3 separate regions of the Homo sapiens genome follow, and regions 1 and 2 are each linked to region 3. Evidence: chromatin loops called from intact Hi-C (ENCODE). Cell type or tissue: PC-3. All regions are shown on one strand. Links, peaks and the distances in the headings refer to the core of each region. The heading gives the core; the rest is flanking DNA.

What was found. Peaks named below come from ENCODE experiments on the same cell type or tissue, not always from the same donor. Only the 100,000 strongest peaks of a DNase experiment are listed, where the experiment ranks them.
Region 1: a loop joins it to region 3, with 5 times the contacts of the local background. A loop is called at or near these places in 3 of 110 quality-filtered maps.
Region 2: it touches region 3 in a loop (2.3-fold over the local background); 3 of 110 quality-filtered maps call a loop at or near these places.

The regions. Positions count from the first base shown.
Region 1 is chr6:55,753,925-55,764,638 of GRCh38, reverse strand. It overlaps BMP5 (bone morphogenetic protein 5), which reads left to right. Exons shown (of 7, transcript NM_021073.4): 5 at 4,106-4,182; 6 at 5,524-5,634; 7 at 8,957-10,714. The coding sequence ends at 9,106. Among named protein-coding and RNA genes, the nearest start is that of BMP5, 120 kb to the left of the region's middle. In PC-3, for the core only: no CTCF peak of the experiment used is centred there; a DNase peak (open chromatin) is centred at 5,888; H3K27ac peaks cover 3,698 bases.
Region 2 is chr6:55,820,519-55,831,232 of GRCh38, reverse strand. The region is part of intron 1 of BMP5 (bone morphogenetic protein 5); the gene reads left to right. Among named protein-coding and RNA genes, the nearest start is that of BMP5, 50 kb to the left of the region's middle. In PC-3, for the core only: no CTCF peak of the experiment used is centred there; a DNase peak (open chromatin) is centred at 5,342; H3K27ac peaks cover 1,299 bases.
Region 3 is chr6:55,878,017-55,888,730 of GRCh38, reverse strand. No RefSeq gene overlaps it. Among named protein-coding and RNA genes, the nearest start is that of BMP5, 7.8 kb to the right of the region's middle. In PC-3, for the core only: a CTCF peak has its summit at 2,302 (motif pointing right); a DNase peak (open chromatin) is centred at 5,870; H3K27ac peaks cover 2,334 bases.

The DNA.
Region 1 (10,714 bases), core at 1,795-9,794, 120 kb after region 3:
ATCCATCTTGCTCTAATTGACTTTTTTTTCTTTTCTTTCTTTCTTTTTTTCTTTTTTTTTTTTTTTTGAGACAGAGTCTTGCTCTGTCGCCCAGGCTGAAGTGAAGTGGCACCATCTCGCTCACTGCAAGCTCCGCCTCCCGGGTTCACGCCGTTCTCCTGCCTCAGCCTCCTGAGTAGCTGGGACTACAGGCGTCCGCCACTACGCCTGGCTAATTTTTCGTATTTTTAGTAGAGACGGGGTTTCACCGTGTTAGCCAGAATGGTGTCGATCTTCTGACCTCGTGATCCGCCCTCCTTGGCCTCCCAAAGTGCTGGGATTACAGGTGTGAGACACCACGCCAGGCCAATTTCATTCTTTTTATGGCTGAATAATAAGCTGTTGTGTATATGTACCACATTTTCTTTATCCATTCATACACTGATGGACACTTATGTTGCTTCTGTATCTTGTGAATAGTGCTGCAATCAATATGGGAGTGCAGATGTATCTTCAACTTATTGATTTCCTTTGTTTTGGATATATACCCAGTGGTGAGATTGCTTGATGATATGGTAGCTCTACTTTTACTTTTGGGAGGAACCTCAAAAAAGAGGTTGTATTAATTTACATTTCCACCAACAGTGTACTAGTGTTCTTCTTATCATATTCAGGAATTTTTGTGTTTTACCAACTTTTACCTCCACGTATTTATTTTGTTTTTCATGATTTTATTCTAAGACAAAAAGAATCAAACTAAAGAAAATCGAACTAAAGATTAAATTTATACAATATCTAGAAATTGACCATAAAGAAATTTGCATAAAGTATTTAGCAATATGTTTACTATTTTGGCATGGGCTTCCTAATATTATTACTATTAAGAGACAAAACAGAGAAATATTATTGATAACACTTGCACTATGGATAAGACATGTTGGTTTACTTTTTCTAGTGTTGATTGTAGAACATTTTAATAATTTTTGCCATGACTCTTCATTTGTAGGCAGGCTCATTAACAGTAGAATTATATCCATTTCATACTAATCTCCTAAAGGCTGCCCATCAGTATTTTAAAAGACATAAATCTAACTTCCTTGCCCTTCCTCCTACGGCTTATTCTGCCAAGCATTTAGAGTAAACCTAACTGCAGGCTTTTCTAGTTTGGGTACAACATTTACTTCACTCACTATCCATTAATTTTTATTTCTGACAGAATAAGCATATGGTCCTAATGCTCTATGAAATCAGACTCTTGGAACCAGATTCTGTTATACATTTCATTGCTTGTTACATTTATGTGATGTTACATTATATACATCACTTAGCCTGCATAAAAAGACATATATATGGAACAGATATATTTTGACTTTAAAGTTTTATTTTCTTTATTTTTTATATACATAGAATTCAAATAATCATATTTGTAGTTTATGGCTTTTCATATAAACATGTATGTGCTATTGGCTACAATGTTGTTATTCATATTTAATATTTTTAATTAAGACAAAGATGAATAGATAAATATTCCCATTATTACCTAATGCAGAGTTTGAAAAAGTAAGGCCTAATAACCAAATTAAGCCTATCATTTGTTTTTGTATGACCTACTAAGAGTGGTCTTTACATTTGAAAATGTTTGCGTGGAAAAGAAGGACAATATTTTGCAGCATGTGGGAATCATATGAAATTCAAATTTTAGTATCCATAGGTAGTTTTACTGGAATATAGCCACACCCATTCATTTACGTATTGTCTACGGTTGCTTTTATACTACAGCAGCAAAATCGAGTAGTTGCAAGGAGACCACTTAGCCCAACATATTTACTATCAGTTTCTTTAAAAAAAAGTTTAAAGAAGTTTAAAAAACTTTTAAAAAGTTTGCTGACCCCTGGTCCAATGCATAGCTAACATTTGTTTTTCCCCGTTTTGTATATCAAGGAGTTTATGAAATCAAACCAATAGTAGAATCAATTATTTCTTTTTCTAAACACGATCGAGGAAATTTAACCATTTCATGTTTAGTGTTAAAGTGTTATTTATCCATTGCCTGAACAAAGTTAGCTGCAAGGGAGATATTTCCCTGAAGAAGAACCAGAATGTAGAGTCTGAAATAAATCCTCTCTCCCCCATTTCCCATTATCTACTTATTTAATCTGTTTTAATGAAGTTAATTGCATAGTAGGAATAAATAACCTAGAAGAAAAATACCTTGATTTCAAAATTTAATCATTAGCTTGTTTTTTAGATTAACATTAAACAAATAATTACTTGAAGTAACCATGAGAAGCAAGGCCCTCTATGATGGGCTCCTTTGATCTCTAACTTGCCTACACTTTCATTAGAGGTTGAGAGTAATTAAACAGGAAGGTGACACTTTAACAAAAACTGTAAAACAAATTATTTTTTAATTTTATTTCTTTAATATTTTATTTTAGAAATAATCAAAGTGGACTAGTTTTTCGAATGTTATTTGTACAAAATGTGAGCAAACCCAACACAAGACAAGAATGAAAAATGTTCCATAAATCTCTGTGTTTCTTCAGTATTTTACTTTATTCCAGATGCAAGATTGAAATTCTACATTTATATTTAATAATTTAAAACAATTATAAAAAGTTATGGGTATTTCAGATTACATTCCAAAATATGTAATGATAGTATTTCACTTGCCTCAAATCACTTATGGAACACTATGAGAAATTTGTCCATTAACTCCTCAGATACTTTTTTGAATGTTTATTTTATGCCAGGCACTGTTCCTGGCACTAGGGATACATCAGTGAGCAAAACAGAGCCAAACGAGATTCTTGCCCCTATGACGCTTATATTTTAGTGGGAGGAAACAGACAAGAAGCCACACATAAATAAATGAGGAAATGACATAGCATTTCTAAAAGTGATAATTGAGATGGAAAAAAATCAGAACAGAGTGAGAGAAATCAGGTGTATCAGGGTGAGAGTTGCAATATTAAAAGGGTAGTGAAGGTCTTGTTGAGATGTTGCTTAAGCAAGGACATGAAGATGCAGGAATTAGCCATGTAGCTATCCAGGGAGAGGGACTAGTGAGAGAAAAGGCTCTAAAGTGGGAGCAAGGTTGACTGTGAGTGAAACAGCAAGGAGGTATGGTGGCTGGAGCAAGGTGAAGGAGAAGAAGTGAGAGTCAGAGGGGTAATAGGATCAAATGAGTCAGAGGGGTAATAAGACCAAAATGTAAAGAGCCTTGTAACCACTCTGAGAATATTTCACTCTTAATGATATGAAGACCATAGAGGGACTGGCAGGGAAGTGATGTAATTAAGTTTACTTGTTAAAAGGTCCACTTGACTAGTTTGCTATAGAGGAGCAAGGGCAGAAGCAGGGAGACTAGCAATGAGGATATTGCAGTAATTCATGCCAGAGATGATGGTGTCTTGGACCAAGACCAATTATGAAGGGCGTGAGAGCAGGTGCATTTTGGACTTATTGAAGATAGTGTGTGAGATTTCCTGACAGATTGGATGTGTAAATGAAAGAAAAAAAAAGAACTATTTTGATTCTTGTTGTTTTGTTTTGGTTTTTATTTTTTAACCCAGGCAACTACCATTAGTCAAGAATGAAGTCTACAGGTGGACAGGATTTTGGGGGATGATTAGAAGCTCAACTTGTGGTATCCTGAGGTTAAGATATTTATTAAAATAAAATCAGCTAAGTAAGATCCCAGTATCTGCCTCATGGAAGATGTTACAAGTTATTGCACAAATATTATATATATATAATCTCTCTCAATATATTAAGTACCCCTAGAGTATGAATGAATTAATGAATAAGTATTCATTGAGCAGATGGTACTCAATGAACGACAGACACCATGCTGTGCCCTGTCAAGTAGATGGCTTAACAGAATCCATGTTAGAGCTTCATCAGGTAAATGGTATTGTCTACATCTCACAGAAGAAGAAACTCAGGACAAGTAACTTGACTGAAGTTCACATGGTTAGTAAGTAGTTCTAACTTTAAGATTGAAACTCATTTTTCCACAACTTCAAATAAAACCCCTTTAAAAAATCTTACCAGTGATCTCACAAAAGAAGTATTAGTATATCTGTAAGCAACCATTTATTCAAAATGTGGTTTTTATCTTCAGATTATAACACAAGTGAGCAAAAACAAGCCTGTAAGAAGCACGAACTCTATGTGAGCTTCCGGGATCTGGGATGGCAGGTAGGAATTTTCAGTCAACTTTGGTGCTTCTTTTCTGAATTATCATAAATCCTTAATAAGTCATAGTCTTTGGCAGTAATTTTCCAATATAATACCCAATGATTTTTGACATGACCATTTAGAATATGGCTTATTCACTTTATTTTCATTTCTCAATTAACCTTTTACCATTGAAACATGATTAGTAGGTATCACAGTCAAACAAAAAAACTACGCTGAATGAGACATAGAACACTAAGATATTTAGGAAGAAAAAAAAGAGTGCCGTTGTTTAAGTATTCCAAACTTTTAATTTTATTGTAAATAGAAGATTTGTTCATATTAGTATAAGTAACTCCACTAAGCCTCTGAGGGTCTCCAACTATTGGAATGTCCCTGTCATGGGGAAGATGACAGACATTTTTTTTTCTTGCACTTAAAAATGTATTGCTATCTTTTGGGTAGCCTTTAGAAACAGGATGAGGAGGAAAATTTCACCAAAGTAATTTTTTAATGGCTCTATGTGGTGACAGTTTAAAATGAAATTTTAAGACTTCTCCTAATATTCTATTAGAATGGATTCTCATATATGAGTTCCTGTATTGAGAAATACTATTAAAATGTAAATATATTCAAAATTCATGATAAACTTTCCACATGAATAACTCAATAATTCCTACATTTGTGCCAAGTTTTATTTCTCTGTGGGAAAAATATCAAGGCAACCATTCATGTACCAATTCTTTAGCTTCCCGAAATTTATCATGTTCAGTTTTTAGGAATTTGCTCCAATTTATTTTTTCTAAAGAGACCATAAAGTTAATGCATGAATGGAAAGAAAAACAGCATGCAGAAAAAATATTAAGGCTTTAGGATGTTGTCAGACTTATAAAACTAAGAATGAGTTCTTAAGAAGTAATGAGAATGATCTCAATTAACTTGATTCTCCTTTTTCTTTCGGGTTCACTTGAACTTTCCAGAGTTCATCATTTCCTGTTTAAACAATATTTAGAATGCTATTTTCTTATAATAGTTTTATTCGTGAATACATGTTTAATACATACTATGAATATCTTACATAACTACCCCTTGGGAGTAATTAGAGAGGACAATTTCTTGTGAAAATATTTATACTTTTGTCCTAAACTTCAGCTTAAAATTAAAGGGTGTGGGGAAGATAATTCCATTAGAATAATTGTTGGACCAAGAATAGAAACCTATTCAGATACAATATATTTCAATAACTTTTAAGATTTTTTAAAAATTTTTACTTTGGTGATATTTTTTCTTGTTGTTTTTTTTTTTTTTTTTTTTTTTTTTTTTTTTTTTTTTTGTGTGTGTGTGTGTGTGTGTATGTGTCAGGACTGGATTATAGCACCAGAAGGATACGCTGCATTTTATTGTGATGGAGAATGTTCTTTTCCACTTAACGCCCATATGAATGCCACCAACCACGCTATAGTTCAGACTCTGGTAAGCTTTGTTTTTGAAGGATTAAGAAAAGCTTAGAATGCAAGCATATTATAAAGTTGTTTTAGAGGAAAGCATCTATTTACAATTTTAATGCATTATTTTATCTTCTCAAACTCATTTGTTTCTTTTTAGAGCTGAAGTAACAACTGTGGGTATAGTCAGGAAACTCGGGCTGGTTTAGAGTAATCCCAGTTACACAATGGAGAAGGATTCAGCTAGGAAAACTGGAGTAATAACATGAAATGGTCATCTTGAACTGTTTGTTCATTACACAGTATGACTAAGCACACAGGTTCCCTGGGGCTGTTTCTAACCTAGCAATTCATTAGTAATCATTGCAAAAACATTGAGTAATAGCTGTACTAAATTTCATCTGAGGGTTTTTAATTATTTAAGAATGTTCTATAACATACTTTGGTATTATAAAAGTTCTTCAATGTAGTATACAAATAGGAAGCTAATTTCTATTTCTTATTGTTCTCCTCCTCCTCCTGTAATCTTTAAAGTAGAAATTATACTTCCTTTTCTTTATTCCTCAATCTCAGAAACTTAGCAGTGATTAAATCTCTAATAATCTAGGCTTATTTTTATGAACAATGTACTGAAGGGTTGACGTGATTAACTGATTGCCTTGTACCTAATGAGCTCATGAAACCTATTGAGAGTCTGATGTACCTCATAGCATCTGGCCTATCGATTTGGCAGAGGAACAATCTCCCTAAGACTAAATGAGAGGCTCCTAGAAAACATACCAGACTATGTGACATAATTTTAAATCAATGTTTGGGCTAATATAAAAATTTTAACTTTTGTATTTAAGAAGAATGGGAGAGAACACATTATTTTAGAATCAAGGCTTGATGGGAGTGGAATTATTTGGTGGACGCCAGTAAGAGAAAAGTAGATAGTAGACAATCTTGTCTTTGTGGGTGAGGTTTATTTATGGAAAAAGAAAGAATTACTCTTAGAATTTGTGAAGATTCGACTCTCCATAAGTTTGCTATTTTCCCCCACAATTAATTTAAAACTTAAAGCTGAATTAAGGAATAAACAATGATATCTGTGAACTGGCAAAAGCAAATACTTGAATGACTTGATATTTACTGGCATCTTTATTGACTTAATAAAATACGACAGAATATCTAGACACCAAAAAGTGCAATCTATAACAACTAGAGCATGAACGTTATCAAAGACTGGAAATAACCTTGGGCTAGAGAGCAACAGAAAGATAAAGCAAATATACATTTTGATAATAAATTATTTATAAGTATTCTTCTTTTTATTGATTCATGACCAGTGAGAATGCCTACTTTAGTGCCATATACAAGGTAAAGAGTAAATTTCTGGGGGGATTTAAAGTCTGATATGACTTCACCTTTGCTATCTGTAAGTATAAGCTCTTCTTTATATGGAATAGTGTTTCCAGGAGTATGGAGTGTAGGTAGGCTTTGCAAGGATGGATGTTTTGCATTCAAACTTCTACCACTAAAAGAATTTTTAAGAAGCTAACTTTTCTCTTTGTATATGAGAATTCATGTTGACATGAAAGCATATCAGATAAAGAAGAATGCTGTTGTTTCATCCTATGAAGAGAACTTCATGATCACTGTCTTTCTGTAAGGTCATAGAATAACTCCTATCAGTTGAAGTAATGCTATTTAATTTCTCAGAAAATTCTTTGCCTCTTTTTATCATCATTTTGATGACTATGAAAGCAGACTTTTGCTTCCTTAGATATGGATCTAATGTATCAAAAATTCCCTCAGGCTAAGCAATGCCTACTTATTGAAAAATACCCTTTGTCAAATACTCCCCCTTCTCTCATTTTTTCTTTTTTAAAATAAATAAATACATATTTTCAGCTCTTATGGCTGTAGTAAAGTATCAAAAAACAAATATAAAAAAAATCTGACACAAACTTTGAACAAGAGTCTGCTCTGTATCTCTACCCTGGGATGTAGGACATAAGTCATTGCAAAACTGGAGCATACACGTGAAGTTTGATTTTTTTTCCCTGGTGTTGTGCACGCTTTATGTTTGTTCTGTGAAGGACATGAAACAAAAAGACGGAGGAAAGCATGTTTGTGACTAATATATTGAGAAACCATTCAAGAACAATCCATTTTTTTTCCGTTAGGCTGCCAAGGCCATTGAAACAGCAGGATTATCAATCATGTATGTGTGGGTTATGGAAGATAAAGCTGATGAAGGACATAAGCAGCATCAGAAATTTGTAGAAACTATCCAACTTTTAGTTTTGTGAGGCCTTAGGAAATTTCAAGTTCATGTCAGATCACCTCATTTTTCCTGCTGTTTCTGTCCACATGCAAGGCCCCTATATCATTTCAGCCAGGACGTTGTACAGCCAAAACTGTAAGAGGCTGTATTTGCTTTTTGTGGATCCCGTAAGACTCATCAGTGGGATTTCCCATAAACTCCTCTGGGGGAAGGGCCAGAATAGGTGGGTGGGAAATGGGGGAACTGTGTTCTGGCTCTTTTCTCAATTATTTCAAATCATAGGCAGACTGCCAGTCTGATCAAAATTATTATCAACCCTTTACTTAAGCATTTCACTTTTCATGTACAGACACCTTTTTAGGCTTTTGGGGAGGTGGATGTTCATTTGTAAAGTCTCTAGGCCCTTTGCTTCTGATTTAGCTTAGCCTGCTTTTTGGCACTTGTCTAGGGGGCAGGCAAGGGAGAAAAAAAGTAAATGGATATTAAACTCCAGCCAATGTGATAAAAAAATTCTATGAAGAGCTGAAATCATTGCTCTAAGGCAAGTATTGGATTATATGTGGATTTTATTTTATTATGATTTTTATGCTTCTTTTACCATGGAAAATTAAGAGTTGGCTTAAAATGTATGATTTATTGCTTAATTTTCCTTTTAAAAGATAATTCTTAGATCCAAATCTTTCTGCAACTATGTGTTTTCATTGATTTGCTCTTGTAACTTCCATATTCCTCATGATATATATAGGAACAGTTATTTCAACTAAAAGCAACAACGTGCTAGTTGCTGTGTTCTTTCCCTAGGAAAACTTCCACTGAATATTCTATAGAGGAAGTTTTCTTTATTTGGTGAGATATTTTTCAAGGTTCAAACACATAATTGAATTGGCTGGGTTGATTCCAGGTGTTAATGCTTAAGAATACATCCTTCAGTCCCCCACCCCAGTCATGGAATAAATGGGAGAAGGGAGATCAGCTTAATGGTGTGCCTGATTATGAGTGATAAAATAATCATACCATTTTAAAACTGCAAAAGAATGTATATTTTATTTCTTAATAAAACAAAACCTTTTTTCTTTCCCAGGTTCATCTGATGTTTCCTGACCACGTACCAAAGCCTTGTTGTGCTCCAACCAAATTAAATGCCATCTCTGTTCTGTACTTTGATGACAGCTCCAATGTCATTTTGAAAAAATATAGAAATATGGTAGTACGCTCATGTGGCTGCCACTAATATTAAATAATATTGATAATAACAAAAAGATCTGTATTAAGGTTTATGGCTGCAATAAAAAGCATACTTTCAGACAAACGGGGAATTTCCTAAAATTAGTCTGGCTCATTTTGACTCTTTTCCTATGTACAATATCATGTATATAGTCATTTTTATTTATTTAAACGTATATATTCTCTTCTGTGGAGGCTTTATCAATAAAATCTATTTCATAGGCCACTACATTATACAATAGATCATCTAGTATAATTTTCAATGGGTTATGCTGAGTCCATTCAATTCCATTTCAACATTTTTTTCTAATACAATTTTACATAATTTTCTGAGATTAGACAGAACTCCTTTGACTGTTTAATATTGTGGAAGGAAATTGAATAATTTAGTTATATTGTGCCAATGAAAACCATGATAGAATATTTATTTAGAAATAAGACTTAAAAAAATAACAACCCAAACAAAAATTCTTGGATAAACACAATTTCTCTTTTAGAGTTCCTGCTTCATTAGATAAAGTGAAATGTTGAACTGGATTTGAATAAATAAACGGTAGGCAGAACATAGAAGCTGAAAGATTGCACAGAATTGTTTTAACTGTTTGCTTTAACAGAAGTGGTGTAACTGTAGGAGCATGTTCCTTTTTGGCTTGTGGATTGTAGATTTTGCAAAGAGCTCAAAGCTTCAGGAGACAGGCTTGAGCCTGTGTCCATAGCTTTCCAAGTTAACACTAATTGTAGTACAACCTTCTTACCTCAAATAAATCATGTCTGCCTATTATCTAGAACACTACTGCTGCAGAATTTTTTTTTCAGATTTAAAAACCTAGTCCAAAATAAAGAAACATTTACATGTGCTCCACTTTCCTCCCCACAGGCAAGAGTCACTGCATGCGTAAAATGTACAAGAGCAGAAGATGCCGAAAGAACCATTTTCTTTAGCTCTCCTTTATAACTGAGTTTGCTGATTGATGTGATGCAAGGGATTTTATTTAGAAGTAAAAGCACTGAAACTAAACTGGAGGAAATTACCAAAAGTCCCAGAATGGCTTTGACAGAATTGCCATTTCTAAAGAACAGCTGAAATTCATTTTTCATATCTTTGAGAGTGAGCTCAATGAAAACCTTATTTTGTAAAGGCATTTTGTAAACCTTCTTCCAAGCACAAATAATTCCAAACAGGAAGGTTCTGTTGTGTGTGTGTGTGTGTGTGTGTCTGTGTGTGCATGTGTGTTCTTCCCTCTAAAATTAATTTATTTTCTCTATCTATTAGAATGCCCTCTAAGGCCTTTCTTTAACACACACTGACTTTTTGAAGAATGATCTTTAGATTGATAACTTGCTATTTATGGTGACTCTGTGGTTAGGCTTATTTACCGTTAATCTAAAGTATTCATAAAGCACCATTTATTAATCATCCTTTTGGATCTTTCAAACCAAACGTATACCAAAAATGTCTTCAAAAATGTTATGGCTTTGTTTGTAATTCGGGTATATTAAAATGTTGTTTTGAAATACAGTTTATCTTAAAGAAAATTTGACAGTAACTATATTAAGGGGTACATTAAGTAATATATTTTTAATTAATGGTGTACCATTGAGAGAATAAGAAATG
Region 2 (10,714 bases), core at 1,036-9,035, 57 kb after region 3:
CTGTTTCTTTGCTATTTTGTGGAAACTTGGTCTTTTCCTCTTGGATTTGTCAGATTTCAAAAAGAGGATTCTCATTCTCTTGCCTAGAAGATATAACCCTAGCTGTCGACATCCTGGCAACCAAGTGGGGAAAGAAGCCGGGAATTTAGCATTCAGGGTGAATATTCTTGTCTAGTTCCTCTGTCTTGAGTATGCTAACACACTCTAACTGTGCCTGGTGTTGCCAGTGAAGAACCCTCTGTTTTCCCTTCTTTAGGAAAAAAAAAGTCTAAACTTCTCATGTAGGAAAGAACAGTCACTCAAAAGCACAGAATGTGAAGAGAAACCTAAGAATCTACCTGCTTTGTAAACTTCTAATACTCAAACTTGCTTATTTTAACCTCAAACTTGTATCTGCTTCACACAATCATTTCTGGAGATAGTAGATATCATCAATTCCTGACCATTTTGGAGAATATGTGACTTAAATTGTTTTAATTCAGCCTTTTCTATTGTAAATTTAGGTTTTATGTAACAGTATATATGAGTTAGTTAGATGGATTACTAAATAACATTAAGAACAAGTCAAACTTAACAGCAAAAGCATCAGAAAACAGATCATCTGATAACTAACATAACATTGGATTGGAGACTCAGGAAATTATTAAATTTGAATCTAAAATAAGATGGTCTAACATAAATCTCAAAAGACTTATTGTTGTTTCCAGGTGTGCATCTTAAGAAACTTGAAGGGTTTGTATATTTGAACTCAAAACCAGATACTGCTCAAAGATGCGTAGCTGAATTTTGCTCTGAGTTTTGTGGTTGACCTGAAATCCCAATACAAAGGAAAAGTCCAAGAGTGTGAAACCATGTCAACCCAAATATGAGACTGTTCATGTGAATACTCTGTGAACTGAGACCACTAAGGATCCCTTGACTCTAATTACAGTGTGGTCTCATTCAATAAAATGTAGGAAGATCATGTGATTTCTTTATTGATTCTGGCACCTGTTAAATCTTTATTAAATACACATATGTTCTGAAGTAACTCTCCAATTATACAATACATCTTTAAATACAATACATTGATTCATATAACTCACCATTTTAATAATGTGCTATAAAGAGATGTTAAGTCATGTATTATGTATTCCAGTTTCTAACTGTAAATGTAAAGACTGGTAAAGTTTAATTTGTAAGGATGATATTAGGGAAACTTATGACATATAATAGCAGTCCTAACAACCAAATGTAAAAGAAACACACAAAACAACCATACTTTTGAAGGGACCAAATGTTTTTAATACCTTAAAAAGAAGCTTAAAAATTATAAATATGTTACCAAAGATTTGGTTATATTACATATACACAGTTTGGTGGAATATTTTTATATGCATAAGAAAAAATCAATGAGAATATAGAAATTATCATATTATGTTCAAAAACATCACATATGGTGTTTCACAATGCGTAATTCATTCTGTGGATTACTTTAATACAATTCTGATAATAACCATAAGATAAATGTTATTTTTTTTGCATGGTTATGTATTTTTTGAATTACCTTTTTTTCTTCCTCAAGAGTAATATATTCATTAAAGAATTATAGAGATTCTATTACACTAGCATATGTTTTTAAGTACCAACACAGGTAGTGTGAAACTGAAAATAAATGTGTGACATTAGGATTCTGTCTAGTTATCACTATTTATTTGAATTTCCTTTGAAGAAGGAAGTAAAAAATATATATATACTATTAGAACTAATATTAATACTATTTTGTGGCATGAGCAGGGCTGTGCCACAGTAGATGGTTGAGGGGTTCTGCTTTTGAATTCACTGGAATGGCAGAGTCTGGATTTAGCCTTCCTTATGAAACAATAAAAAAAAATCTGAAAAAAAACAAGAAAACCAACATATATTCCTATATTTATTTATTATACATGTATATGAATACCTGCTGTGTGCTAGGGATTGAGGTAAGGAAGAGTGTACGGTAGTAAGCAAAACAAAAGTGCTGCTGTTATCAAGCTTACAATCTACCGGGGGAGACATAAAGCAAATAATCACTCCTTAGGAAACAAACGTGGGCCACTTGCAGTTCTTGCCTAAACAGAACAGAACATCAGCTACTCCTATATTAATTTTAGAGTGTATATGTAATATATTCTTATAGTTTTATTCCTAATCTTAGAAACCTGTAAAACTAATGTGTCTCTATTAATTATATATTATTCCATATGATAATCACATTTCTTTGTGATTATACATCCATGTACCAAACTTCACTGATGCAACCCATTTGGCAGAAAAATTCATAGTTTGTCTTTTTGCAAAATGACAGATTGAACCACAAATTGAACTTGAGTGAACTCTATTATATTATACCAATTTAAAATTAAAAGTGGGTGATTTCAGATATTTATTTGTTTGTTCAGCTATAAAAATCCTCATATCCTTTAAACTATACAAACTGTGTCTTAAACCCACTCCATTTCCCCCATAGAGAAATATTGAGCAAATAAAATATACTTGTCAACTTCTTTATTTTTTCAAGTGTTTTTTTCATTGAGTATAATTATTTTTTTCTAAATAAAATGTTCCTAAAATATACCAAGATAAACATTGAATACACTAAAAATGTGATTTTTTAAAAACAAACTTTCTTTATTATGTAAATAAAATATGCAAACTCCAACTATTGATATACTTAGGGTGAGTGGCTTCACTTTGACATCATATGTAAAATGGCATGGAGATTACTTGTAAATTATAATCTAAGGAAGTGAGAATGGATTTCAAGCTAGGCTAAGAGCTGTTAAAGGGGATAATAGACTTTTGATGTCTGTCTTTTCACAGTAGCACAATAGCTAATTCATGTGACTTCTGACCTTTTAGTGTCTTGTAACCAAGTATTGGCATTAATCTACTACTTATCTGTCACCCACCACATTTGATAGTCCCAATCTCTGTTTTCAATTATCAGTCATTAGAGAAGGCACTGAGCAATTTCAGAAGAAAACTCACAAAACCTTTGACCTGTTTTTGTCATGTAACCACAAATATTCACTGTAGATAAACTATCAACTCACTGATTTCAAGATGTAAAGGAAAGTCTTTTGTGTACATAGACTTACTGTAACCTCTATCACCTAAAGGTGGTTAAAAACTGTTTTATTTTACTGATGGAGCAGAAGAATTCACAAGATCATTTAGTGAAATCTGGTGAGATTAGAATGGTTGACCTCTAGCTGCCAGACAATCTGTAAAAGGAACAGATTTTTTCCACTAAAGAAAATGTAAGAGCTAAATATTGACCAAAAGATGGCTATCAGACAGTTATGCCTTTATTTTAAGTTGTTACAGGTAAACACAAAACATTCTCAAATATTTGTACATAGTGTCATTGAAATCTGTTATTTGTGTAGTAAATATACTCATTCATCATTAACCATTTTTCATTATACAGAATGAATCAGTCAAGTACCACCCTTTGTGGGTATTCTAAGCTAATTTTTGACATTTAATATTAACGTTTAACTCAAAAAGATGTGTATTTGCTTCTAACATTCACTTAATAATTTTTCCTTTCTAAAATGCTCATAATAAAAACAATAGTAAACTATGTGTATACTTCGGAATGCATTGTTATCCTCAGTGATAAAAATAACTTAATGACTTTAAGACTTAAAAAAAATTTGTAAGAACCAGTAAATTTGATTACACTGATATTTCTTGGCAATTTGTGAACCTTCAAATATGTGCTACGTGTTCCACCAATATATAAACAAGATGTCAAGTAAATACAACTATTTTTTATCTATCCACTGTTGTAGGAACCTAGCCTGCAGGTTTTTTTTTAACTCCATAATAACAAACATTTTTAAAAAAACCACAATGACATCTAGCTTCTAGAAAATTATATTAAGATACCAAATGATTAATTTACCTCTGCTTCCTAAGAGCACTCAGGTCAGAGGAAAACCCTTCCTCTTAGAATTTTCTACTATATTACTTAACAATCCTAATGAGTCCTTTCTAACAGCCTTTTACTGAGATTTGCTGTGGCATCCATCTCATAATACAAGCTGAAACAAGTCAATACACCCAACTTTGTTCATCTGCAAGTGTGTTCCCAGTGTTCTATTGTCTCCACAACACTGACTTAAGGTAGAGGAAAAAGGAAGAAACTAAATGCATAGGAGGAGAGAGCACGCTAAGAATGAGCATAGGAGCTTGGGAGTAAGGCTAAAGCAGAAACATTGTTCTGGAATGGAATAGGAAAACTTTGCCCTGAGACAGATGTAGCAGTTGTTATTAGTTGAAACTTTCATGCAAAGAATATTAGGAGTAATAAGACCTAGATATTATCTCTGGCTTTGTGATAACTAACTCTGTGACAGTGAGAAAGTTAATATTGTTTATCTGTACCATGAGGGAGATAATGGAAGCTCCACCTTGTTGGATCAAATTAGGGAAGAAACAAAAAATTAAAATTTATTAATTATATTAACTCCTTCATTAATTAATTTATTGCTACAATTGTTTATTTGTTATTAATTTAATTATTAAATATATAATTTTCATACCAATGCTTGGTATGCATAGCTGTTATCATTACAGTATTCTAAATAATCACTGAAAGCTCATTGCTAGGCCTAATTTAAAGAAAACAGGAACACCTTGAGACCAACTTCATTCTAATTTTAGAGCTTTATGTAAGGCTTAATTCTTGTTTCTAAACTATTATATTTTTAAAGTAAACTAATATTCAATCAACAATTAAATGTCTTAATTTTCAAAATTATATGCATTATATTTAAATTGATTTTGAAAATCAATTTGTTTAGTTATAGTAGAATATTACAATTATTTAACTATCTAATAATTCTTTGAGATTTTGCTTCTTTATAAAACTGTATTCATGAAATATTTATGAGTAAGAGGATAATAACTGTAGAAAATTTGAAAGTCAATTGAAATTATCCTTTGAAACAAAACATTCAGGGAGACAATTTTCTTTCATTCAGGTCACATATTACTGTGTATTAACAGGCTCTTAAGACTTCTGGAATCTGGAGTTTGCCACACTCTCTGGAATGGTTATCCATTCATGGAAAACATGTACATATTCTTTCACTGACCAATAAATAAGTCTTTATAGAACTAGGTTTATGTTTTTTGGTGGACTAGTTAGCGAAGGATATCTTGGAAAGTGATGCATCTTGGTAGTCACATGATATCATTGCTTTTTTTTCACTTTTACAATGCAACACAGATTAGTAATAATTCTATGAGTAATCTCTTAATGATTTTTTGCACTCAGCAGCAAACAATGATCTGTATTCTTTCAACAGCTGGCTAGGCTCCTGGGAGAATGCTATCTTTGCCTTACAGCTACTGCTGCTATTTGTGTCTTCCAAGTTACAGCTCTTGTGTGGGAGATTAAGACTGATTGCCCATGAATGCATCTCCTTAAAACTGCAGATAAATCACTACATAGATAAAACTGTAATCCTCTGTTAATTAATTCTACTCTTCAGATAATGTAGACATGAAAATATTTAGCCCAGGACAATTTCATCCAGTTTCTATTAGTGATAAAGTCATTCAGAGAGATATCTGCTTGGGAGGAAAAAAAAAACAACTTCTATCAGTCATTAACTTCTGTTAACTTGTATCTCAACAATAAAAGTCTTCAGTGTGTGTTTTAAACAGAGTTTAACCTTTGCAGAACTTTGACAATTCAGAGCACTTAGGACATAGTTTGGTGCTTATATAAAGGCAATTCTGCTTCTTTTCACTATCAGTCCATTAATCATGGGATGTGAATAATTTGATTCATATTTTACATCTTGTATGCTTTGATGTTACCACTTTTTAAACCAAAATATAATAATAAATTATTTCTCTTCTTCTAGCAGTGCAGTTGAGTTTTCTATTTCTCTAGATAGCTCTGTAATTTCACATAGTTTGGAGTACACACAAAGAAACCTGCTCCCTAGAAGCAGAAGGAAGTGTGTTTACCATCATTGTTGTGTTTGTGATTTGGGTGGTAAAATGCATACGTTTTGCTGAAGTTTTGATGTTTTATTTTCTGTGAGTTTGTGTATGTGTGTGTGGGTATAGGAAAGCAACTTGTTTTAATTTTTTTAGAGAGCGCTGTTGGCAACCATCAGCTCTAATAAATAAACAACCCTATGTTGATGGACTTATTTGAATGGAATAATTTTACATGATAATATTTGGGATGATCTACACCTCCATCCATAAAGTGTATCATTGTAAAGTTTCCTTTTTTCATTTTTATGGTGATATTAAATGGCTTACACCTGGAAATCTTCAAAACGTGTGTGTCATAAATGACAACGAGAGAAGAGTCTGGGATTAGTGAAGTCTATGTATGGCTGTTTGCAAAATGCACCCCCCTCTTGGTCTTGTTAGACAGGTCAGCACATGTAAGAATTTGAACAGGCTGCTGTGGTCTCCTTTTAAATACAATTATTAGAAGCAAATTGATTGACACAAGTGTTTGTTACTAAACACTCTTTCTATTCTCACACGAGAGAAATGTCATTTTTGGTCTGAGATAAGGGATGGTACTAGGAAAAAAAGCATTAACCCCTGATCTCAGTGTGTCTTTACTCTGTGTCCTTCTATCCCCTTTAACAAGTCTGGGTCTGGCTTAAATGAGCCAAACCTTCTGCCTTTTTGTTTGTCTTGTTTTATTTGTTTTTATATGGTAATTAAGAGATGCTTTTTCACCACCAAAGAGGGAATGTGTTTAGGGCTTTTATGGAGTCTTGTGTATCTATATCTGATAAAACAGATTTTACTGGAAATACTGGTAAAGATTCTGGAAATTCATGGTATTTGGTTGATGTAAAATATACATTAAGGAATGAATTAAAAGGGCCAAATACATGAATCTCAAAGCCAATAATAGTATACACTTCTCTGTTTTTTTTTCTTCTCATTTACTTGTGTATCTTTTAACCTTCCCAAGTCATTTACCACTGCAGTAGGTTATAGCATACTGTAATATACAGAAAGACAGAATGCTTAATATTTGCCAAATTTGTCACAATGTGAATAAGACAAAGATCTTTCTTAAAAAGCTGACATTTAAGGAGTGTTAAATGTGTGTGTTTGTTCTTTTTCATCTACTTTGGGAGTTTTGATTTTGGTAGCAGCTCTGGTAAATAAAAGGTTGGGTATGAAGGAATTCTGCCGGTGAATCACAATTATGTCAAAATTAAAAGCTATAATTAAATTTCAACATATGGTTGTAGTGAAAGTATGATGTTACATTAACATATATAGTATATAATACTCAAATTATATAATCATTTGTTTATTCATAAAATATTCCTTAGATAAGAAATGTAATCAATATTAAATAAGTGAATAAAAACACATGTGCTAAGATAAAGATAGGAGGAGGTGTGTTCTAAAAGAATGAACTGAGTCCAGAAAGAATGGCATGTCTTTATTATGGGAGCATCATAAAGGGAAGGGGAAGGGTTCTTTGGAGAGAGGATAACGAAAGCACTGAAACAAGGTCAACTTTCCCAAGAAATAATTAGATTGAAAACATAACAAAACAAAACAATATTCAGAAAAACACACTCCGGCTGTGTTAATGAGGGCTTAGAAATTGAAATCCTGGGATGAAATCTGTTATCTTTCGATTACAAGTTTTGGGCTCTTTGACAAGTTATAAAACTAGTGGACTTAAGTAGGGTCACGGGGATTAAATGAAATATGTACCACACAAATGATACTTAAATAAGTTACCATGGCTTCAGCCAAGGGGGAATGCAGCAGGAGTTGCTGAGTGGAAAGAGATGACTAGATTTTGACCCATTCATGCAATTTTTCATTCAATTAATATTTATTAAAAGATTTCTCTGGATTATGTATTGTGATGTGTTAGATGCTATATACTTTTTGGTGATCAAATTCCTTATTCTGTTCTTCACTTTTTTGTGTACTGCTGAAAGACATTGTTTAAACTAACAATGAACTAGCCTCTAAGTGCAGAACAGTAGGATGTCATTATGTAGGTGGTATAGGTATTGAACGAAGATTTATAATAAACTTTAGGAGACAGACATCTGTTACTATGTAGCTGTCATCACCCAATTTCTTATTCTTAAGTCAGGGATATTAATATTTGCCACCTCCCTAGTGTTACTGTTTGAGGTAACTGAGATTACATTGTTGAATATTTGTGGGCATCATTAGGCTGTAAGTCTTATTCCATTACTCATTCCAATATGTCCCATGGAATTTATTGTTGCAATTATGATTCAAAGCAGTAGGATATAAGGATTTGAATCACCAGACAAGTCTGCAATGCAACTTCGTTCTGTGTGGTATATTTAATATAAAATTTTATTAAACTCTTTGAAAATGAGTCCCCTTAAGGGTTTAAGTTAAATAGCTTGGATTAGAAAACTGAAATTTTATAATAATGGCTGAAATTCTAGCTTTCTACTTTATTACACTAACATCTCACAGGGGATTCCAGAACGGTAGATTACATAACATGAATTCAATACTCATCTGCATTAAGCAGGTGCACACTTTAGGTTGGATCCTAGCAAACTCATGTCTTAGCCTTTATTTTTAGGACTATACTTGTTGCTTTTTGGTTAAAATTTTAAATATACAATTTAATATTAATGAAAAAATGAATAATGGTTGTTATCACTTAGAATTATGAATATTGACCTTCAGAATGGAGAAAATATATTTTCAAATGGCTGGTTGGTGCATATATCATGAAGTATAGTATTTGTCAAGCAGGGTCTGGGACAGTGCCACCTAGGCCAACACATGACAATTTCTGCAGCAAAGCAATAAATATTTATAGAAACTGGGATAAAAAGAGACTTTAAATCACTTCATGTCAGTTAACTTCTGGTTCTTCTGTCAAAAGAGCTTGAAAACAAACTCGTAGTTTTCAGAATGTTTTGGATTTTGGACTTGTAAATACAAGATTTTAGGTCTATGTTAACAAAATAGGACAAAGCCATAGTGTGTTAGCAGACGCAGCATATCCTGACATTTAACAACCATGGATTGGTGACACCAAATGCCTGGGTTCAAAGTTTTTGGTAAGGTATTTATTCCCCATGCTTCCACAGTTGCTTCATTTCTAAAATGAGGATAATAAGAGAACCTACCTTGTAGGCTGTTATGAGGCAGAATATGTTAATATTAATAAGATGATAAAATACTGAGAATATAGTCTGGCATATAAATGCTATTTAGATATGGTCACATGATGTCATCTACTTCATTTAAATTTAGGATAAGAAAATAAGAATACAGTGAGTTAGATTTAGTTCCCTGAAAGCAAAAGTTGTGGCTAGTTTTAGCATTCTTACATGCACATCAGTTACTAGCTACTTAGGTAGCAGGCATTTTCTTCCCCTAGACTTCCACTCTCACACAGCCCAGTCAAATGGACAAAAGGGAGAGGAAGGAGGAGTGTGCAGTCTGCACTATCATGGCAGTCTGCACTATCACCAGAGACAAGATTTAAATTATGGACCAAAATAACATCTTACAAATGGGTTTTTTGTCCTTATTTAGGAAAAATTGATTAATAATCTCTCTGGAAATGGACCTTTCTTAGGACCAAGATAATGATATTTTAAGAGAATAATTTTATGAATCATGTGAGGTGGTGTTACTGTAGTCAGAGAGCCAAAGAGCATCATCCTTGCCAAGATCCACAGGACAAAAATGCTTCCAACTGGGTGCAGTGGGGAACACCTATAGTAGTCCCAGCTACTTGGGAGGCTATGGCAGGAGGATGGCTTGAGTCCAGGGTTTCTGTAAAATAAAATTTAAAAAAATATGCCCCCAAATGTAGCTACATTTTTCTGTATGCCTGCTTTAGATTCTGAGATGGAGGTGAGGATCAGCTTCTTGCTCTCTCCTGAACCACCTTCCACTTTTCTGGGGAAAATAAACCAGAGATTATTATGGAGGATGAAGGCAAAGCATTGTGGGTTCCTTTGTCAGGAGCTTCAAATGTGGCCACCCATCTGGCCTTAGAACATGATGTTCTAGCAGCCTTGTCTCCGCAGCATCATTCCTGATGGTCATTATCATCTTTTCCCTTCCATAATCTTAATGCTTCTAGCTTAGGATCCTAAGTTTCATATATGTATAGCAGTGTTATAAATTTTAATTAATCTTCTAAAGATTTCCAATTTTTGAGCTTTGTGAATCAATTAATACCACTTGTACAATACACTATCTTACACAGCCAGATTATATAATAATATGTCTGATACTTACTGTCCTAAATTCTTCAGCATTTCTTAATATTCCCAAAAGGAACAGTTCTTTGACTTCATTTGTTTGGAAGGTTACTAAAGAGGGAAAATATGTTCCCCTCTCAATTCTGAATAATGACAGAGGTTTTTGAGAGACTTTGTACTGGACCAGGGGTAAGAATTTATAAAAAATGCTTTAAAAGCAAACAAACAAACAAACAAACAAACAAACAAACAACACGGGGCAGAGTAGCTCATGCAAGTAATCCCAGAACTTTGGGATGCCAAATTGGGAGGATTGCTTGAGCCCAGGATTTCGAGACCAGTCTAGGTAACATAGTGAGACCCTGCCCCTACAAAAAATAAAAAAATTGGCTGGGTGTGGTGGTGCATGCCTGTAGTCCTAGCTACTCTAGAGGTTGAGGTGGGAGGATCAC
Region 3 (10,714 bases), core at 1,799-9,798:
TCTTTAACAATTTTGAAGACATTCTTACTATTTGGCTACCTGCACCATGGAAAGTTTTTCTATGATTGTTTCAAGCAATACTTGAGAGTATTAATAGTAGTGACTATTAGGGTAGTTGTTATTGAAATCTCTTTGTAAATATTATATTGAGACAAAGACACTGTTTAAGAGAAACCTGCCATGTATTGAAAAGATAGATATCCAACTATCTTTTTTATATTTCTTTCTGTATCTTTTTTGTAATATATGTGGATACATTTCCCAGATCTATCTTCATTAAATTTTTCCCTTCAGCTGTGTGAAATCGGACCATTTATTGATTGATTTTTTAAAAAATTGGTGTTCATAATTTTATTTCTATTAAATTTTTATTAATTTTCAAATCCTCCTGTTCTTTTATCAATGTCCTGCTTTAAAAAATTATGATTTCTATTTCTTTTGTTGTGGCTTTACCATTTTAAACATAGTTTTAAAAGTTTACTTTGGATGGTTTTATTCCCTCCAGTTTGGGGATGTGCAGTACTTCCTGCTGTCTTACTTGACAGCTCCTGCTCAGTTTAGATTGCTTCCTTATATGGTTTGTAGTTTTTGATTTTAAACTTTTCTTTAATAAGTATTTTCTCCCTGTGCAGAATTCTGTGGACTCTAGTGCTTAAAGGGAAGCTATTAATATGTATCTATGCTATGTTTGTTCAATTGGTTTAAAACAAGTTTTTAATATTGAGACTTGGGAATTCTACCACTAACCTTAAGGACAGCAGAGTACCATGAACTATTTAATTTTATTTATTTATCGTATCGTATCGTATCATATCGTATCGTATCGTATCGTATCGTATTGTATTTTTTGAGACGGAATCTTGCTCTGTTGCCCAGGCTGGAGTGCAGTGGCGCGATCTTGGCTCACTGCAACCTCTGCCTCCCGGGTGCAAGCAATTCTCTGCCTCAGCCTCCTGAGTAACTGGGATTACAGATGCCCGCCACCCTGCTAGGCTAATTTTTGTATGTTTAGTAGAGATGGTTTCACTGTCTTGCCCAGGCTGGTCTTGAACTCCTGACCTCGTGATCCACCTGCTTCGGCCTCCCAAAGTGCTGGGATTACAGTTGTGAGCCACCATGCCTGGCCTTGTTTTAATTTTTAAAGGAGAATTTTAATTTATTTTTCACTTATATCCTTAGGCCAAATCAAATATTACTTCACTAGGGGTTATTATTTTATCTCTCTCTTCAATTGCTCAGAGGTCCCCCCTTTATTTTCCTAGCTCTCTATAAGGATCTCAAGTTCAACATCTATCTTCATGTAAGTCCAAGGTAATATTCATGTCTCTATATGGACAGTTAATCTGCATCCCCTAGAAATGCGGCTTTTCCTGAGCCTGATAACCCCCTAAACATCTATTGAGTCATTTTGTAAATTATCTGGTTTTACATTTCTTCTTTGTTGTTGGTGCCTAGGAATTTCTCTTATTTTCCTTTAAGCTCATCTGTATATTTCACTTCATTATTTTGATTACATGTGATTTACTGTTTACTTATGTAGCAAGAGATGTGCTTTTTTACTACAGTCAGGTTGTAAGAACTGTACTGAAAAATAATAATAGAATTTGTTATTGAACCAATTCCTTTATTTACTTTTGAAATTTGTTGTTGAACCAATTCCTTTATTTACTTTATTTATCAATGTATATCTTCCTTCCCATCCTTGATTTCCTTTATTTTACATTGACCCCATGTAGAGACAACCTCATAATTTCAGATCCTGTCCTACGTGAAATCTATGTCTATGTAGAGCCTTTCATTTCTTTTCACCCACGAAATTAGTCTCTAGATGTGCCTAGGTACTTACTGTATAATTTTTTACCCTATAATTTAAAACTGTGTACATAAAATACTTATGGGGTGAGAAGGTATAAATCCTTCTAGCCGAAAGAAATGTAATTAGTGTTTCGGCATATTTGAGTGTGTCGTTGCAAAATACTGTTCTCTAGGTTAGTGGTGTGGTTTGGTATAAAAGAAGTAATAGAAATGTTCATAACAGAGACCCAGGATATAAAAGTCCCTTTGTGTTTTTCATTACAAGGTCATTACTTGCCATTCTTTACAAAATAAACATGAAGAATTGTTTCCAGGTTCTAAAGTTCAAGAGTTTTTGGACAAACTTAGTAAAATGGTAAGTGAAATACTTAAAGAACTGTAACTGAAAAGCAAAAATTTAAAGATGTATATTTTCATAGCAATAGAGATAGGATTATTATTTCTAAAAGCTTAAAGTGTGTCTAAACATTTCCATTCAAAAAGGTTACAGTAAATTTCTGCAACTTTACAATTTATATAACCAAGAGGTGGCAGTGTTCCATCTAGTTTCCTTTGGAAACTCATTCTCCAGAGGTAAAATTTTCAGATGTATTCTAATTAACTTTTAAAACAATTGACTTTTATTAAATTAATAAATACTACTATCACATGTACTTAAAATAATTATAATTGAGTAGCATTTTTTGAGTATAAGAACATTAAAGCATTACTGTATAGAATAGTTTGATCTGAACAGCCAAAAATTAGACATTTTCAACATCATCATATGGGTGTTTTACATCTAAAATACTTTGTTACTAGATTGTCTCTTTGGTGTTCTACTCTGTCTTTAATATTAATTAATTTATTTTGTAACACTATGAAAACAGTGATTTATCTTCATGTCTAACTAGTTAATAAGGGGAATAGTTTGGATTGAGAGTTCGTAACAGACAATATAATTTCATCATTATCTTTCAACATTTTCTTCAAGAAGAAAATAATAAACATTTATGAATATTTTCATCTATTGAAAATACATACAAATACAATCTTCAGCTATTAGTATTACAATGAAAGCAGCTAACATAAATAATTGAAACAGATTTCAATCCCAAATTCCAAATCTGTTCCAGAAAATCTTAAATGAAAGCTTATTGGAGGCACAAATTCTCTTTTACAAGTATGTCCTGGCAATAATTGACTTAACAGTCAATTATTACAAACAAAATCCAGGTTTCTTAATTAAAATACAAAATATTGGCTCTCCTACTTAGCCTGAAATAAGTTATGTCTTAAGGAGACTGCAATTATGGTGGCGCCTTCTAATGCCACTGATGGTCAGAGCCTGTCAGTGTTTGTATAAAAACTAATTTCTTTAGAGGTTTGCAACAGTGCTGTGGATTGTTACTTCCTTAGCAAAGGCTTGGCATCAAAATTCTAAAACAGAAGTTTAGGGATTTTTTTTGAGTTTGGTCTGAACACCAAAAGACTTTCATTTTTACTCTCATAAACGTGGAAAAAGTAAATTCTACCATTTATTATAATTACATTTTTGAACTTGAGAATTTTATCTTTAAATATGTATATAAAAGTTATGAATTGGGTATATTTGGCAAATAATACTAAATATAAATTAATGAACCACTCATAGCAAATTTGAAACAAGTTTTAAACAAAGCCTTTACATATTTGAATGATAGCTATTTTTATTTGGTAAGCCCAAATAAGTTTTTATAATTGATTTTATCAAAATGAATAAAATGCATTTATTTTTCACTTATCAATGTTAGTGACAAAGTCTTTTTAAATGACTTATTTATTCATGTAAGACTCCTTAACCAGCTAACTTAAGAAAGACTTCTAGGACAGAATAGGTTACACTAGTTATAATTTTATCTTTCTTCTACTCACTTGCTTCTCAATTGAAAGAGCGGAAATGACAGTCAAATTGTCTACGGCTGGTCAGTGAGACTTGGGAAGAGAGAGAGCAAAAACCGTGAACTGATTTTTATACCTTGGATTCATACTATGTTTGCTTACTTCTATGTGTGTTTCTCAAGGAATTTAGTGTTGTTATAGGTCATATTGGCATAAGAAAATATCCTTTAGTAGATAAGCATTTTGACTGCTATGTATTAAACTGGAGAATGCATTTTTTTAAGCTGTGTTGTCATATAAACTGTGTAAAAGTTTATATGGACCAGTCACAATTGTGACATACATTTCTTAGACTTTGATACAATATTAGTAAAGTAATAAAATATATGAATAATTATAATGTTAATTTAATAGTTGTCATTGCTTATAGATGGTTTGTAAATATTTTTAAGCAAATTTATAAATTTCACTCTATGAATATTCATTCTATTGGACATCTATATATCAAACACTGTTCCTATAACACTGAGGCAACAATAATGCATAAGAAGAAATTTCCATCCTTCAAGAAGTAGTAAAATATTATAACACTTGACACTTATTATTTATTTTGTGTCAGGACCCATGCCAAGTCTTTTTATGTTTATTAACTTATTTAATCTTCATAAAACCCTAAGTGATAGCACCTGCCATTATCTCCATTTTACAGATCAGGAAACTGAGGCAGATAGTGCTTATACAATTATGAAATGGTGGAGTGAGATACAAATTTAGTCTAGTTCCTGAGCAGAGGCTTTCAATTGTTGTGTTATTTTGCTTCTCCATTTATAACAAGACAGACGTACTCTTTTCCAGATGTTCTGGTTGAAAATCAGTCTTAGGATATGTTTTGCATGATGGCAATCAGCTCCTTGGATAATCACCTTCTTAGCTCCTTAGATACTGTGATTCCATAGTAAAATTTTTTTGGAAAATGCTATATACTACACCTCCCCTTCACTACCATATTTTTAAAAATCTAAATGTGCAGTAGCATGCTAAATGTTTTGGGCGATCTCTTTGTAAAGGTATGAAAATTATACACTTCTCCACAGTGATCTGAATAATGTGACAAATGCTAAGATAGTGATTACATTTATGAAAGAATATTCACATACTGCATCCTTTAATGATTATAAAAATCTTCTGAAATATTTCTTATTAATATCCCTTTTTTAAGGTAAAGAAACCGAGGCAGATGTGTTAAGTGACATTTCACATGTAACAAAGCAGACAGTAGCAAAACCAGTGCTTGAATCAGTTCTAATTCAAAACCCAATGCTCCCAATTATGTAAAGTAAACGTCTCCACTGTCAAATACCACATCCTTGTAGGCAATTATCTATATGCTTTAGATGATTCTTTTACCAAGCTGTTAGTTGGTTGTGTATTGCTTGCTTCAAGGGTGAACAAGCTAACTTTTTCTCTTTTCACTCATCATATTCAGAAGTTGACAGCCTCCCTTAACACTAATGAAAAACCTCAGGGTAGATGTGCATTTTAATTTTATTTCCTTGTGCAGTGGAAGAGCAGTTAGTGAATCAAGCCTATTTTTCTCTATTGCTACTGCAGTAGGATACCATGAGAACAGATTTGAGATGTGCTGTTAAAACAATGAGGAAATATCACCAAGGAGAGAAATGCTGTATGTCCTCCAGGATATTAGGAGATTGTACAGAAAGATAACAGCATGAAATCCCTGGCTTTGTCTAACTTTGTCTATCTGTAGACATAACAATTTTATTTGGTGAAATGATCTTTTCATAGTAATTCTTAAGTCTTTTTCTCTTCTTCAAGTGATGAAACAGAAATACAAACATTGAATCCCAGGTTGTCAGTGTGAAGTAACCAATGGAAAAGCTCACAAGAATCTCAATTTTACTGGGCGAAGTGCCCATGATAATAAGTTATGAAACATGTTGACTTTTATGAAGCATTTTCTCATACATGTTCTCATTTAATGGGCTCAACAGCCTCATGATAAGGGACTCTTTTTTTCTCCATTTCACAGATGAAGAAACTTAGATTCAGAAAAGTGACTCTTTGCTGTTACTCTGTAGTTGTGTGATTCCACTGTGACTTTTCCAAGGTCATTCAGACAGTAAGTGGCAAAAACAAGATATAAATCTTGTTTCCTGGCTTCAAGCCCTATGCACTTTCCTTGGCAAGCACCATGCTTCTTAAATATCCCTGGCATTAGTCATGGAAGTGGAAAAACCATGAGCAATGAGAACTGAAGAATTTTTACAACATTCTTTGATTACATGATAAGTGATAAGGAATAGAAACTTTCTACTAAAAAGTTTCAAGCATCCAAATGACATTTGGATAGTTGCAAAGATATAGTATTCATATCATAGAGTAATGAGTTTTAAGCTTATGCCCTGTAGTTATTGATTTTATCCATCTAAGAGATTCTGATTCTATCATATATGGGTGATTTATATTTCAATTTGGTAGGAAGATCATGCTAGCCTGTTCTTGGGCTTACAATTGCAGAGGCAAGCACCCATTGAAATCTGTATATTTAGATTTATAGACTAAGCTGAGAATATTTGAACTGCTCTAGATTTCCATGGAAATAACTTTGGGCATCTAGAGAGCTCTTGAAAAGCTTGACTAGTTGTGAGTGTTGACACTTGTCTGACTCTGTGTAAGGGATGTTATTAGATTGATCTTTTTCTAATGTGCCTTTATCACTGATTTAAGAAGCATGCTTAAAATATATATGTAGTATGTAGTATATTTACATATGTGGAGTTTCTGGATTATTGTAGAAATTGTAGACAATTTTGCTTAACTTTATTTCCCTAGAAGTGGTTGGAGGAAAACACAAATCTTAGAAGGCTTTTTAGAAGACACAGTATTAAGTGAGATTGCATATTGGATTAGAGCCTACTATTAAAAGAAAATATCTCATGCCAGAATATAAAATTATTGGATGGTAAGAAGTTAATTCCTTAGAGTCAAAGATAATTATTCATTATAAGTGAGAACTGACAGGATATAATTTCCACAGCTACTTAGGTTATTTTCTTGTATTCTTACTATGAGGCTGCATATCTCGTTAAAATTCAGAGTTATTGCTGGATTCAGTGGCACATGCTTATAAGTGTTAGCTACTCAAGAGGAAAAGGTGGGGGCGTTGCCTGAGCTCAGGAGTTATAGTTTGTAGTGTGCTGTGATCATGCCTGTGAATAACCATTGCACTCCAGGATGGGACACATAAGTGAGACGCATCTCTAAAAAACAAATTCAGAGTTATTATTACTGTTATTGTTATTATTATTATTATTATCATTGTTTTGGCCAGAAATAGTGAAAAAGTTGTGAATATTTCAAAAGAATTTATATCTACATCTGAAAACACTGATCTTCTTGGGTTGGGTAAATAGGGTACAATATTTGCATCTGTTTCCGCAAAAGCAGTTTAAAAGTAAAATGAAGTTATAAGATGGGAAGAATATTATTATACTGCAGATCGATGTCATCACTGTCTTGCTGGTGAACGTGCAGCTATAAAAATACAACTGTTCTAGAAGAAAGAAAAAAGAACTGGAGATTAGGAGAAGAGATGGTAGGATTAAATCCCTCTCTGTAGGAAGAAAGGGGTGGTGAAAGGTGAGAGATAAAGAAAACAGTTACACACTTGAAAGAGAGTTCTAGATAAGAAAACTAGGAGGGATAAGCCTTTTAAAAATGGAGACTCAAGATAAAAAGTTTATTGTAAAATAGAGGAACAAAAGATATAAACAGAATGCAAAGTATAAGAAGATAAAATCAATACATTTTAAATGTAGGAAGTAACTGGGAAATGAAGACGGAAAGGAGATCCAGTGTAAGAGGAAACTTCAGAAATAAACATGCACCTCTGAGGAAGATGCATGTGCATGCACACCCATGCACATGGCTCTCTCCAAAAACCAAGAAAATGGGAAAACTTCAGAACTGAACATATCCAGTACAGATATGAAGAGTTCTTTTTATATGAGTTCAAATAATGACTGAATTTTTTAAAATTAGATTTTAAAGCTTTGTAGTAGAGGAGGCTTTATAATTCACATTATATTATAATCTAAGAAAAAAACTACAAATAAGAGCAGAGGACTGTGTAATAAGTAGATACCATTTTGAAAAATATATTCTTATTCCCTCTGTGAAATAGTAGCACTTTGTGTCTAAGAAACTGCATTTTAAGCTTAGTATTCGAAATACAAACACTTAAGGAAATTGTTCTAGAAACAACTGACCTCTAATTTTGGGAAGAGTAGGAACTGTTTTAATTACTGCTATAGTAGGTACAGAATAGCCTAGTATTTAGTCTGTAAATGGATGGAAACGTTTTTCTTGATGCAAGCATTGTGTATCTGTTTAAAGAATAATTTATTTACATATCATAGAAACTTAGTAGCGATCAGGGAAAAAATAAAAAAATCTTGCTCTAATTTGAAGTTGTTATGATACTGAAATATATAGCTTATTATATGTGCAGTGATCTATATGTTGCCAAGATTATTTGTTAGTCATTCTCAACTTTGGCTACATATTAATCAGTACTGAAAAATACTAATGCTTGGGATCATTCTCAAGAGTTGTGATACAATTGGTCTTGGGTGTGGCCCTACTCTTAGTATTTCTTAAAATGTCCTCCTGTCCCCGGTTTGTGATTCTAATGTGCAGCCTGGTTTGAGAGCCTTCGTGTTAGAGGGATATTTACATGTACAGCTTGAATATTAATAATTATTGTTATGTTCCCCATTATTATATTTCCTTAGGGTATTATGTCTTAGGAAGCAGATAGTCCATATCCTCTCATATCACAGAATATTAATGGATCTTGGATGATGTATACACAAGTTCTTTACGTTCCTGATGGACAATTTCTGTCATATATCTTGGGCCAATTTGTTAGGCTGTAAATTTATCTTAAAGGTTTTGAAGAAGACCCTATAAAATATTATCTGCTTCCTAGGAAAAAAGAATGCTATGGAATAGTAGGGCCATTTCATTAAAGCATTACAGATAATAGTAGGTCTGCCATCAAGGCCATTTTGCATTAGATAATTTTTAAGTTTTCTTTAAATTGTCTCATTGTGAACATATCAGACTAGTGACATTTATAGATTTTACTTCCTTCTGAGGATCAAGTTGCTGTTAATGGGAATTTTGGGGTAACTTGGCAGTCGTGCCTTTCATGAACTATCACGGGTTTTGAATTGGTCAACTTATTGGTAAAATACTTGTAGTTAGAGTCAGCCATCTACAAAAGTATAAATAGTGTGGGCTTATAAGCATTTACTTTGATACTCACAAACATGCCTTTAGTGTATTCTTCCATGCTCCAGACCCCACCTCATCCCAGGGTCTACTATGTGTTTCAAGTCTGCATGTACCTACTGAGCCTTAGCAGGTGTGCTGTTAATTGCTAATGTTCCTTAAAAATGGTCATTTTCAGGGCTTCTTGCATTGTAATATGGGTCATAAAAACAGCACCAACAAAACAAAACAAAACAAAACATACAATAAGCAATTACAGTGCAAAGGAATGAGGTGTTAACTGACAGGAGTAGAAGTTGCTCATTTGGGCCAAGGGCTACTTTAATTCAATATGCTGTCCTTGTAATGAGAGACCGAGGTATTTTGCAAGTTCTAATGTAATTCTTTATATAATGCTTTCTCTTCTGAGTTATTCCAATTGCCTAGTATTGACAGAAGTTTGTAGTTAGATTCAAAACTCTGGGGTAAGATGTGTAACTGGCAAGTTTCTTTATGAAAGGAAACTTTAGAAGGTTAGGGGGGCTGCATACTAAGAGATGCAGCAATTCATCAACTCATCAGCTTAAGGAATCCTTATAACTATCACTTCAGAGAGACCTGCCCTTAAAAAATTCCCTGGAATATTGTTCATCTTTGCTAAGAAAATAGACTGTTATACAAATATTAACTGAGCCACTAATATGTACTGCTTTACACCGGTGACCAAAATAAATTCTGCCCTTATTTTCATGCAGTTTGCATTGCAGTTAAAATCTCAAGAAAAAAAGTAGAAATCTCCCTTGATTAATAACTACATTGAAATAATAATTTTATGTCCTTAAGTCTATTGATAGGATAACATTTGCTCTCAAGAAATAATATAAAAACAATCTTAGGAACATGTAATAATATGAAGCATATTGAAAAATCTTCTGTTCATTTAAAACTATTCGGCAATGTCACCATCCATGAAAAATAATACCAAACATTTCAAAAGTTTTTGGTGACTGTATTTTATTATGCATTTCCAAGACTTCCTTAACAACTAGAAATCAAGATGGACAAAAAGCCTATGCTGCCCGTGATTACAGTTCCCTTTCAGGTTATAACAAGCAAATCTAAGTCAGATGGTAGTGGTGTAGCACTGCTCTGCCTTCCTTTGGACCACACCATATTCTCTATTTATATGTTTTTCACTCAAAGAGAGTGAACTGAAGCAATTTAATACTATAGATGCTGCTTTGTTATGCATTTGTCCATGTAGTCACCAAAAAGATTCTAGAACGTGATACCTTCCCTAAATTATCCCACTGCTTCCAGCCTCTTCAACATTCTAAGTGGCCTTATCTCCACCCTTTCCTCTTACTCCCTCCAATACAATCTAAGACAGCTTTTGCTTAAGATTTATAATTACATTCAAAGGATTTTGAATTTTGTTTTAATTTGAGAGACAATTTAGAAAGCAGATGCCATTTATATTGGGTATTTGTCTTTCGCTGCAGTCATATCTTTATATTAGGAGATTTTTCTCCTAATAGAGAGAAAGGAGAAATGTTTTCAAGGAGAAAACAACACAAAAACAAAAAGCCAAAAGTGAAATAGAAAGGTCCTTGTGAGCAAAACAGACTTAAACGCTTCAAATTTTTTCAGAGCAAGTTTCTTTTAAAAAGCCAAAAAAAAAAAAATTGGTTGATTGGACATAGTTGGTTTATATATCAATGAACGAAATGTGTCAGATTTTAAT